Regions from separate parts of the Homo sapiens genome. Here region 1 is linked to region 2. The links are chromatin contacts, found by Hi-C or POLR2A ChIA-PET in ENCODE. All regions are on one chromosome and are shown on one strand. The core of a region is the stretch at or near the end of the contact, and the rest is flanking DNA. Distances in the headings are between cores, read along the strand shown.

Evidence for each region. A loop is a pair of places that touch in the nucleus more often than their neighbours do. ChIA-PET counts read pairs that join two places held with the same protein, here RNA polymerase II (POLR2A). Pooled maps may share reads with other maps.
Region 1: a loop to region 2 is called in a map of CD4-positive, alpha-beta T cell, with 2.2 times the contacts of the local background. The contact joins the enhancer-like site here to the promoter of LINC03110 in region 2. A Hi-C loop is called at or near these places in 4 of 168 maps with a recorded cell type or tissue (CD4-positive, alpha-beta T cell, naive thymus-derived CD4-positive, alpha-beta T cell and transverse colon) and 10 of 50 pooled maps. POLR2A ChIA-PET finds 5 or more read pairs at or near these places in 16 of 52 experiments (CD4-positive, alpha-beta T cell, CD4-positive, alpha-beta memory T cell, CD8-positive, alpha-beta memory T cell and 11 more).

The regions. Positions count from the first base shown.
Region 1 is chr18:58,690,328-58,695,255 of GRCh38, reverse strand. The region is part of intron 2 of MALT1 (MALT1 paracaspase); the gene reads right to left. All of the region lies in intron 2 of LOC105372146 (a long non-coding RNA gene), which reads left to right. It also overlaps the pseudogene MRPL37P1. Among named protein-coding and RNA genes, the nearest start is that of MALT1-AS1, 21 kb to the right of the region's middle. Within about 2 kb of position 2,280, at least 3 of the 41 ENCODE cell types and tissues checked have a DNase peak (open chromatin) inside an H3K27ac peak, as active enhancers do; they include CD4-positive, alpha-beta T cell, where a contact is called at or near this core.
Region 2 is chr18:58,657,250-58,662,480 of GRCh38, reverse strand. LINC03110 (long intergenic non-protein coding RNA 3110) reads right to left here and starts at 3,942. Exons shown (of 4, transcript NR_187442.1): 1 at 3,850-3,942; 2 at 2,468-2,618; 3 at 1,911-2,049.

The DNA.
Region 1 (4,928 bases), core at 1,031-3,530, 34 kb before region 2:
ATTAGTCTGTTTCACACTCCTGATAAAGGCATACCCACGACTGGGCAATTTACAAAAGAAAGAGGTTTAATAGACTTACAGTTCTACGTGGCTAGGGAGGACTCACAATCATGGTGGAAGGTGAAAGGCATGTCTCACATGGCGGCAGACAAACGAGAAGAAGGTGCGGGCAGGGAACCTCCCCTTTATAAAACCATCAGATCTCATAAGACTTATTCACTATCACAAGAACAGCAGAGAAAGACCTGCCCCCATGATTCAATTACCTCCCACCAGGTCCCTCCCACAACACATGGGAATTCAAGATAAGATTTGGGTGGGAATACAGCCAAACCATATCTCTACAGAAAGAAACAGATCTCCCGCCACAGCCAGTGAGGAAATGAGGTCTCTTGACAACACCTGTGAGAGAGCCATCTGAGAAGATCCTCCAACCCTGGGGAAACCTTCAGATGACTGCAGACCTGGCTGACAGTCTGACTGCTGCCTCACGAGAGACCCTCAGCCAGGACTACCCAGCTAAGCCACTTCTGGACTACTAGCCTCAGAAACTGTGTGAGATAATAAACAGTTGTTGTTTTTCACTTCTGACTTGGGGGTAATTTATTAATGCAGCAATAGATAACTGACATAAAAGAAACCAAAGCTAGAAAAGCTTACATTTGCAAAAGTTGTAATTAATAAAACTGGGTTAGCTGGCTTTTAGGAAGTAAAGAAAAAGATAATTAAAACTTATAAAACTTAATTTCCTGCACCTACTTTTATTTTCTTTCCTTGTCTATACTGAATGTGACCTCATAACAGTGTCTTTTTCTTCTACCACCCACCAATGCAAAGAAACAAAACAAGATTACAAGTAAAAAGGAAACAGTGTAAATAACAGTAATCTTAATACATCAAAGGTACTAAACTTTCTAGGAAAAAAAATAATGTTCATGAAAGTCACAGCACAAAGATACTAAATAAAAGCAAAATTAAAAATGAGTAAATATTTATTGTATACCTAGCACATTTGAGGGCCTCGAGAAGCCCTAGAAAATCTTTAGTAAATATAGTAGAGCCTCTCAGAATTTTAAACTCTTGCCAAGGGAGGACATTCATATTCATTAATCCTTTATGTCGAGGCCAAGTTAGTACAGGACGGATGAAGTTCAGAATTTTTCTGAAATCTGTGATACATGTTGGTAGGAAAGGTGGAAAATGGGATAAGCACTCTTGCTGAAGCCAGCAAATTCATAACACTGTATTTTAATGTCCCCACATTTACCATTCATCTGCCAGGAGAGTTTTACATCACAACTTTAAAATACAAAGATTCTGATTTCCCAAGTTTCGATGTGACAGGAAAAAGTTGCAACAATGACAAAAGAGAACAAGTAATAAATCTAAAAAATATAGGAGTTTTGGCTATCCTGGCTTTAAATTTGAATGTCCTATAGCCACCACCAATTTTATATGTCCCAAATCCCTTCTGACACAAAATCTACTCCTCTGCCAGTCCCCACAGTTTCCCCATCTCAAAGATGGTAAACCAGTCTTACTGCCTACCACCATCCATCTGGTTACTCAGGACAAAAACTTTGCAGTTTCTTAGCATCATTCTTAAGGGCCCTAGGATTTTCAGAATGGTAAATGGGCACTGGCTTCAACGTAAAGTTGTCAGCTGCATTGGCCCCTAACAAGAGTCAGCCAGGCACTGACTTCTCTCTAGCTATCAAAGTTCTAGATGACATCTTCTTCCAATAGAAGGCTGTTTCATCTACACTGAAAAATCTGTTTATTATAGCCATTTTCTTTAATTATCTTAGCTAGATCTTTTATTGCTTTTTTGTTTTGAGACAAGGTCTGTCTCTGTTACCTAGGCTGGAGTGCAGTGTCATGATCTCGCTCACTGCAACCTCCGCCTTCCAGGTGTAAGCAATTCTCCCACCTCAGCCTCCCGAGTGGCTGGGACTACAGGCAGGTGCCACTGTGCCTGGCTAATTTTTTGTATTTTTTGCAAAGACGGGGTTTCACCATGTTGCCCAGGCTGGTATCAAACTCCTAAGCTCAAGCAATCCTCCTGCCCTGGCCTCCCAGAGTGGTGGGATTATAGACACCATGATCAATTACGAGCCACCATGCCTGGCATTAGCTAGATCTTCTGGATGACTTGCTGCAGCTTCTCCACTAGTACTTGCTGCTTCACTTTGCACTTTTATGTTACAGAGACAGCTTATTTCCTTAAACCTCATGAACCAACTTTTCTTCCGCAGCTTCCTCACCTCTCTGTCTTCACAGAAATGAGGCGAGTTAGGGCCTCACTCTGGATTAGGCTTTGGCTTAGGGGCATGCTGTGGCTGGTTTGATCTATCCAGACTACTATAACTTTCTCCATCTCAGCAATAAGGCTGTTTTGCTTTCTTATCATTCGTGTGTTCACTGAAGTAGCATTTTTAATTACCTTCAAGAACTTTTCTTCTGCATTCGCAACTTGGTTAACTGGCACAAGAGGCCTAGCTTTTCAGCCTATCTCAGCTTTTGATATGCCTTCCTCATTAAGTAAAATCAATTCTAGCTTTTGATTTAAAGTGAGAGACATGTGACTCTTCCTTTCACCTGAACACTTAGAGATCACTGTAGGGTTATTAATCAGCCTAATTTCAATATTGTTGTGTGTCACTGTTCTTTCACTTGAACACTTAGAGACGATTGTAGGGTTATTAATCAGCTTAATTTCAATATTGTTGTGTCTCAGGGAATAGGGAGGCCCAAAGAGGGAGTGGGGAGGTGGGAGAGGAAGAGGGACAGGGAGGGAGGGAGGGAGGGAGGGAGAGAGTGAGAGAGAGAGAGAGAGAGAGAGAGAGAGGAATGGCCAGTCGGTGGAGCAGTTGGAATACACATGACATTTATCAATTAAGCTCAACTTCTTATAGTGGCATAATTTGTGGCACCCCAAAACAATTATAATAGTTTTTTTTTCCTTTGCAATGCAAGGGCTCTTTATTGTCAGTGAGACCACCAGGCTAGATGAGCACTGAGGCTCCAGGGGGACCCCAGGCCCTCTTCAGTGGGAGAAGGCAAAGGTGGGTTTCGGGCCTCAGAATGGTCCTTGGCTCACGTAGCACCATGTAAATACAGAGCTAAAAACTTCCTGGATGTCTCCCACTGGAAACCAGTCAGCCCAACGCATTCCACAACCACCCTCTTTTTTTTTTTTTTTTTTTTTTTTTGAGACGGAGTCTCGCTCCGTCGCCCAGACTGGAGTGCAGTGGCGCGATCTTGGCTCACTGCAACCTCTATCTCCCAGGTTCAAGCAATTCTCCTGCCTCCATCTCCTGAGTAGCTGGGATTACAGGCACGTGCCACCATGCCTGGCTAATTTTTTGTTGTTTTTTTTTTTTGAGACGGAGTCTCGCTCTGTCACCCAGGCTGGAGTGCAGTGGCGCAATCTCGGCTCACGGCAAGCTCCGCCTCCCGGGTTCATGCCATTCTCCTGCCTCAGCCTCCTGAGTAGAGTAGCTGGGACTACAGGCGCCCGCCACTACGCCCAGCTAATTTTTTGTATTTTTAGTAAAGACGGGGTTTCACCACGTTAGCCAGGATGGTCTCGATCTCCTGACCTCGTGATCCACCCACCTCAGACTCCCAGTGTTGGGATTACAGGTGCGAGCCACTGGGCCCGGTCCCACCTTCTTTTTTATCACTGGGAGACACCAAAAATGCTGAGAGAGTAGCTGGCATGATTCCACCCAGACCAAACTCTTGCCACACTTGTTAAGAGGCCAGGTCTGTGGTGTTCTACTGTAACACCAGGAAATGGAATGCACGTCCGTCTGTGCATGTACTCTGCACAACCACGGGCTGCTCCGAGATCTTGGTGTCATTGCCACAGAGGAGCTGGGCCTGAGCCAGGGCAATGCCAAAAGCAAACAGGATCATCTTGGCCCACAGCTGATCTGGTTGAAGGCTATGTGGTTGCAAATCGGCTTTCTCCAGGAAGTGCAGGATATGGAGATAGGGGTAAGGATAGCCCTCCCAGAATCCTGTGTCATCTTTCACATCAGAAACATTGCATTCCTGAAGATCAGTAGTGGGGAGAGGGGACAGAAGGCCTCGAGAACATGATTTTTAGTAGCTTCAACCTCTTCTCTGGAGGAGATGGCGGGGGCAGAGGATCCTTGGCACTCAGCCGGCTCCACTAGAACCATGACCCTGAAGAACAGACACAATTCCAGGTGGTGGATAACGTGGAGTTTTGGGCACAAATCTGCCTGGCCAGAGAAGGATGCCTGAGAATCTGAGACTTACACAACTTTATCAGACTGTCCACAATGACCAGACAGCAGGCCTCTCTCCTGGGGCCGTACTCAGTACAGTGCCAGAGACAGGCATGAGAGATCAAATTCAGAAGACGCTCATCTTGGTTCTCTATGTGGTTCCTTGTATCATCAACAAGGCCAAGTACTTTCTCAGGAAGGCATTTTATTAACTTGGCCTCGGTAAGCCAGAGGGCCTGCTTGACACCCCTGAGAAGGCGGCAACGCTGGTGAAAGACATAGCAGGCCTGGTCTTTGTATGGTGGCTGCTCGTGAATGGAGCTTGAGCAGCAGAACTTTGGGTGCTTCGAGCCAGGGTCCCAGGGTCGTGAACGGGGTGAACAGAATTTTGGGTGTTTCTACCCAGGGTCCCAGGGCAGGAAGATCAGCGGTGGCAGCCCGGGCGTGAAGTACATCTCTCTCACAGAGGGGATGGGCTCCGGTCCAGGGATCTCGTACACTCCATCCAGGGGAGGAGGCTCTGGCTTCCACATGGAGTGCATGCCCCACTCACAGGCTCCACCTCTCGGGGCCCCGAAGCTCCCAAGGTTGAGCTGCCTGGAGCTAGTCAGTGCCTGCCTAGCGGCACCATACTGATCTGCCAACACCATACTGATCTGGTCTTAAGAC
Region 2 (5,231 bases), core at 2,693-5,192:
GGATGGCTGTACACACTGCAAACGGACTTAAGGCCACTGATTTGCACACTCAAAAATAGTTCAAAGGTAAATTTTATGTTATATATAGTTTATCGCACACACAAAAAGAATCATACTGATATCTTGGCTGTAGTCCCCAGAGACAGTGATTTTAATTGGTTTGGGTGGGGCACAGGCAACAGTGGTTTTAAAAGTTCCTCAGATGAGTCTGATGTGCAGCGAGGCCTGAAAAGGGATGGACCATCTCCAGGGCAGCTGGCTCAGCCTTGACTGCATATTAGAATCATTTGGGGAGTTTAAAAATGTACCTAGATCTGTGGCTAAAGTAAAAAAAAATTCATTGTACACTTAAAAATAACTAAAAGCATAATTGGAATGTTTGTAATACAAAGACATGAGAAATGCGTGAGGTGATGGACACCCCATTTCCCCCAATGTGATTATTATATATTGTTTGCCTGTATCCAAATTGCTCACATATCCCATAAATATAGATACCTGCTAGGTCCCCATAAAAATAAACAATTTAAAAAAATATACTCATGTCTGAGTCTTACACCCCAGATTCTTACTTGATTGGCTTGGGGGTGCTGCCTGGTCATTGAGATTTTTTTGTGTTTCCTAAGCTGATTCTAAAATGTGGGTAAGGCTCAGAATCATTGCCCTTGAGAAAGCCTAGGATCATTTCACCTTTGGAGAAAAAGTACTTAACGTATGTCATTGAAGAAATCAGAGTCATGGGGCTGGGGGGGTGCTTCTGGTGAGAGTCAAGGGGCCAAATTCTCTATATATTGCCATGTATGTATATGCAGTCAGAATGTGAAAAATGGGAGAAGCAAAGACCAGTAGAGGGCCCAGGAGAAAGGGAGTAAAGATCCATCTATTAGGCTCACTCCTAAGGGAGAAAGGCTCTTTATTCTTCCAGGCATCCAGCTCCTACCAGCTGCTGCTGCTGCTTTTATTTTATTTTATTTTATTTTATTTTTTTCTGAAACCAGAGTTTTCCTCTGTCACCCAGGCTGGAGTGCAGTGGCACGATCTTGCCCCACGGCAACCTCCACCTCCTGGGTTCAAGCAATTCTCCTGCCCAGCTGCTGGGACTACAGGCACATGCCACCACGCCCAGCTAATTTTTATATTTTTAGTAGAGATGAGGTTTCACCATATTGGTCAGGCTGGTCTCAAACTCCTGACCTCAGTTGATCCACCCACCTCAGCCTCTCAAAGTGGTGGGATTACAGGCGCAAGCCACCGCGCCCGGCCTTCCTACCGGTTTCTAACATAGGCACTGCTCCTCTGCTCCCGTACTCCATCCCCAATCCCTATGTGAACTCCTTTCCCTGCCCAGGAAGAGTTCAGAGCTGACCTTTCCAGCCAGAGTTATAAAAAGCCGGGGATGTTGAGAGTGTCCCAGTGAAGGGACCATAGGCTGGTGCATGAAAAATAAGCCCGTTTACCTTTAAAGGACCACTGAGGTGGTAGACATACACCATCCCCTGATGAATTCTGACCGGCTTCAGCTTTTTCTCTCTCTCTCTCTTTTTTTTTTTTTTTTTTTTGTCTTTTGTCACTCTTATCTGCCTTGGTATTTGTATGTCTGTTCTTCTGTATAGATGCTTTCTTAGTCTGCTCATTAGGTTGCATTACATTCCTGCTGTCTTATTTGTGAAAGCCCTACTCCAGTCCTAGGTCCTTGGAATCAAAGCCAACTAGATGAGGGGTGGGGTGGGGATTTAGACATGCAGCTGAAAGGCAATGAGGGATCAGGGTGGCACCTAGAAGACAGGAAGTGTGGAGACAGTTGATGGCCCAGCTCTGCTCTGGGCCTTGGAGTAATGGTGGTTCCTCGTTAGTCCAACCCATTCCATCAAGGTAGAAGTCTATTATAAAGATTTCAGCAGATGACTCACCTGATCGTAAAGAGACCACACTTGCCAGCAATGTCTTCTGTGTACTATGCCCCTCTTCCATTTACAGGTGTCCTTGGGAACCAAGCAGACATTGACAAGGAGACTTGGGCTTCCAGATCCTGACTCCATTCAGATACAGCTGCCAAGGGGCACAAAATTTAAAACAGAACTCATGTTTTCTAGAAGCCTATGATCTAGTTGTGGAGATAAATTATACAAACAAAAAAGTGACAAGCAAGGTTTTGGACATTAGGACTTCTTTATTGTTGATGTGTGTAGTTCAGTAGTTTTCTGGAGACTTTTGTCAAAGAGCCTATGGATGAGCAAAGAGCAAAGAGAAATAATTTTCCAGGATTAGGAATGGTGGGTGCAGAGAGTTAAAGGAATCTTTGTGAAGACTGATTATGAAGGCATGATTCTTTCTGCATAATAAATTGTGTACTTTATTATTATTAGTTTAAATGTGACAACCATGATCATTCTCGGTTAATATCGACATTACCCTTTGCAGGTAAGCACACTCAGGTAGAAAGGTGGTTAAATACTGTATTACATACCTCCAAGGATGACCTGTTCTCAGTCCTCTGGGATTTCTGATAGAGGGAGTTTAGCAGACTCTTCACAAACTGTTAGGTGCCAAGAATTGATTCAAAGCTCCTGATCACTGGGCTGTTCATTCAGAGTGTGGGAGTTCCTTGGTGTGGTACACTGTAGACACATTTAAACAGAGGGCAGCGTGGACTGGATGTTCTCTGAGGTCCCTTTACTTCCGAGGTTCTAAGTAGTAAGGGACTTTGGATAAGGGAGAAACTTAAAAAAGTTACAGTGGCTGAAGAAAGCCTAAGAGAAAAGTAGGGGCCTAAATTGTACCTGAAGGCTGGGCAGAGTTGGAAGGACATATTAGTTCCTCCAGACAGGAGAACATATGATCAAAGACTACCTGTGGACAATTATCACAGATCAAAGACTAGCTGGGGACAATGATCACAGTGACTGCAGGATGGTGGAATACTTATGAAGCAAATAATATGTAAATAAGATTTATTTGTGTCAGGGAGGGGGCAGCATTTAAATAACCGGCAGTTGAAAATTGTACCATATTAGTTATATGTCTAAAATTAGATGTTCAGAATAAACAGCTATTTCAGAAGAATGGACACAGTATTAAATTAAAATACAAGTAAGATTTATTTGTTGGAGGAAGTGGGAGAGGAAGGTACATGTTCAGTTGACTCAACAGTTTAAATCATACCTAAGACATTTACATATCAGCTATATGCTAATCCTTATATGATAATTAGTAATTAAATTCATTTTGCAAAAACATCAGTGAAAGCTTTGCTGTGAAACAGTTTTGTAGGAGGCTAGTTGAAATTATTGTTAAATGCCTATTTGAAAGGGCAATTAGTTAGACTATTCTGTAGTTCAAGCTTTTCACTAAGTGACTTAGTGAGTTATACTTAATGAAGTTCTGTTATATATAGATCAGAGGTCCGAAGCTCTTGGAAATTCTTATATTTTAATAAAGTAAGCAGTCAAGAACTGTTTAATGATAATAAGAGTAGCTTGACACAGATACATATTTAGTCACCTGTTTAACAATCACAGAATATCAACCCTAAAGAGCACCTTAGCTGACCTAGGCCAAGACCTTCAGCATCAGACAGTCTTGTAGCCTGGAGAGATTTTTCTCTGTCTCTTCCTAAACCTCTACTATAGTGGTTCTTAAAGTGTGGTCCTGCCTCAGCAACATCAGGGACCTTTTGAAAAATGTAAATTCTGGCTGGGTGTGGTGGCTCACACCTGTAATCCCAGCACTTTGGGAGGCTGAGGTGGGCTGATCACTTGAGGTCAGGAGTTTGAGACCAGCCTGGCCAACATGACGAAACCCTGTCTCTACCAAAAATATAAAAAATTAGCCGGGTATGGCAGCACGCACCTGTAATCCCAGCTACTTGGGAGGCTGAGCCAGGAGAATTGCTTGAACCCGGCAGGCAGAGGTTGCAGTGAGTCGAGATCTTGCCACTGTACTCCAGCCTGGGTGACAGAGCGAGACTCCATCTCAAAAAAAAAAAAAAAAAAAAAGAGTTAAAAACATGCAAATTCTTAGGCCCCACCTCTGATCCCCTGATCGACTGAATCGAAACTCTGGGGTGGACCCAACAATATGTAGCTTAGTAAGCCCTCCAGGTGATCCTGATCCACACTGGGGTTTGAGAACTGTTTCCCCACACTACAGCTTCAAAATATCTTGAGGAAATAACTTCTCTTAGATCACTCTTAGCCACACAGAGAAATACTTCCTGTTTTATGTCTAAATTTATCTTCCTAAAGCTTTGAAGGGTGGAGCACACTATCTTCAGAAGTGTAGATACTTTTTTCACATTCCTTTATGGGCAACATGCTAGGGTGCATCTCAGCAGAAGGGTGGCCAAGCCTGGGAGGGGATGAAGACAGAGCTGGCACTAAGCAGGGACATGGGGAAACAAGGGCTGATCTTAGCCATTATTTGATTATTTGATAATCCAAGATTCACTCCAAAGAGGAGCACAGCATAGTCTGGTTCAGCACCTGGGTTTTTAAGACTAATAACACTGAGTCAGAGATTCACAAGGTTGTGGGGGGAATCTTTGGACCTAGGTAGTAGAGATAAAATGACGGGAATCATCTATACTGGCCAACATTGTTCTAGAAATTGTCTGAATAAAGCATAACAGAATAGAGAAGGGTCCAACCCTCTGGGGATATAGCATTGACAAGGAAAAAATGACCTCAGATGACTGGCTGCAATTTAGGGCAGGATTCTACTGCTCCCCTCCCCCTCATTTCTGCCAACCCAGCATTAGCTAAGAAATCCAGGGATCCAGGATGTACAAGTAATGAGGGCGGAAGGAGCACATAGGTGGTCCAACTGTGCTGCTGAGGTCTTCCCAGCACTGTTTGGGATCTGTTCCAGAGAAGGGAAGGACTGTGCAGATAGCTGGTGGCTACTGCTTTGTCTGCCTAGAGTGGAGTAGCACTCTGTTCTCAGGAATACTGCTTTCCACAGTGTGGTTTAATGGGATCCCCCAGTTTCTGACTGATCTGCTTCCCTAACTCAGTGATTGGCTACAGATAGGCATGTTCCCCAAATTCAGTCCTGAGACTTCTGACCTTCAACCAGATGGAAGATCTTGGGTTTGCTCAGGTGGCAAACCTGTGAGGTATGAGTCTGAGCTGTTCGGTGGCCATGTCCCACAGGCTGTGCAGAAGAAGCCAGTCTGTGGTGGGAGAGAGTGGCTGGTGCACTGAGAGAAGCAGAAACAAGAGACAGAGAAAGGG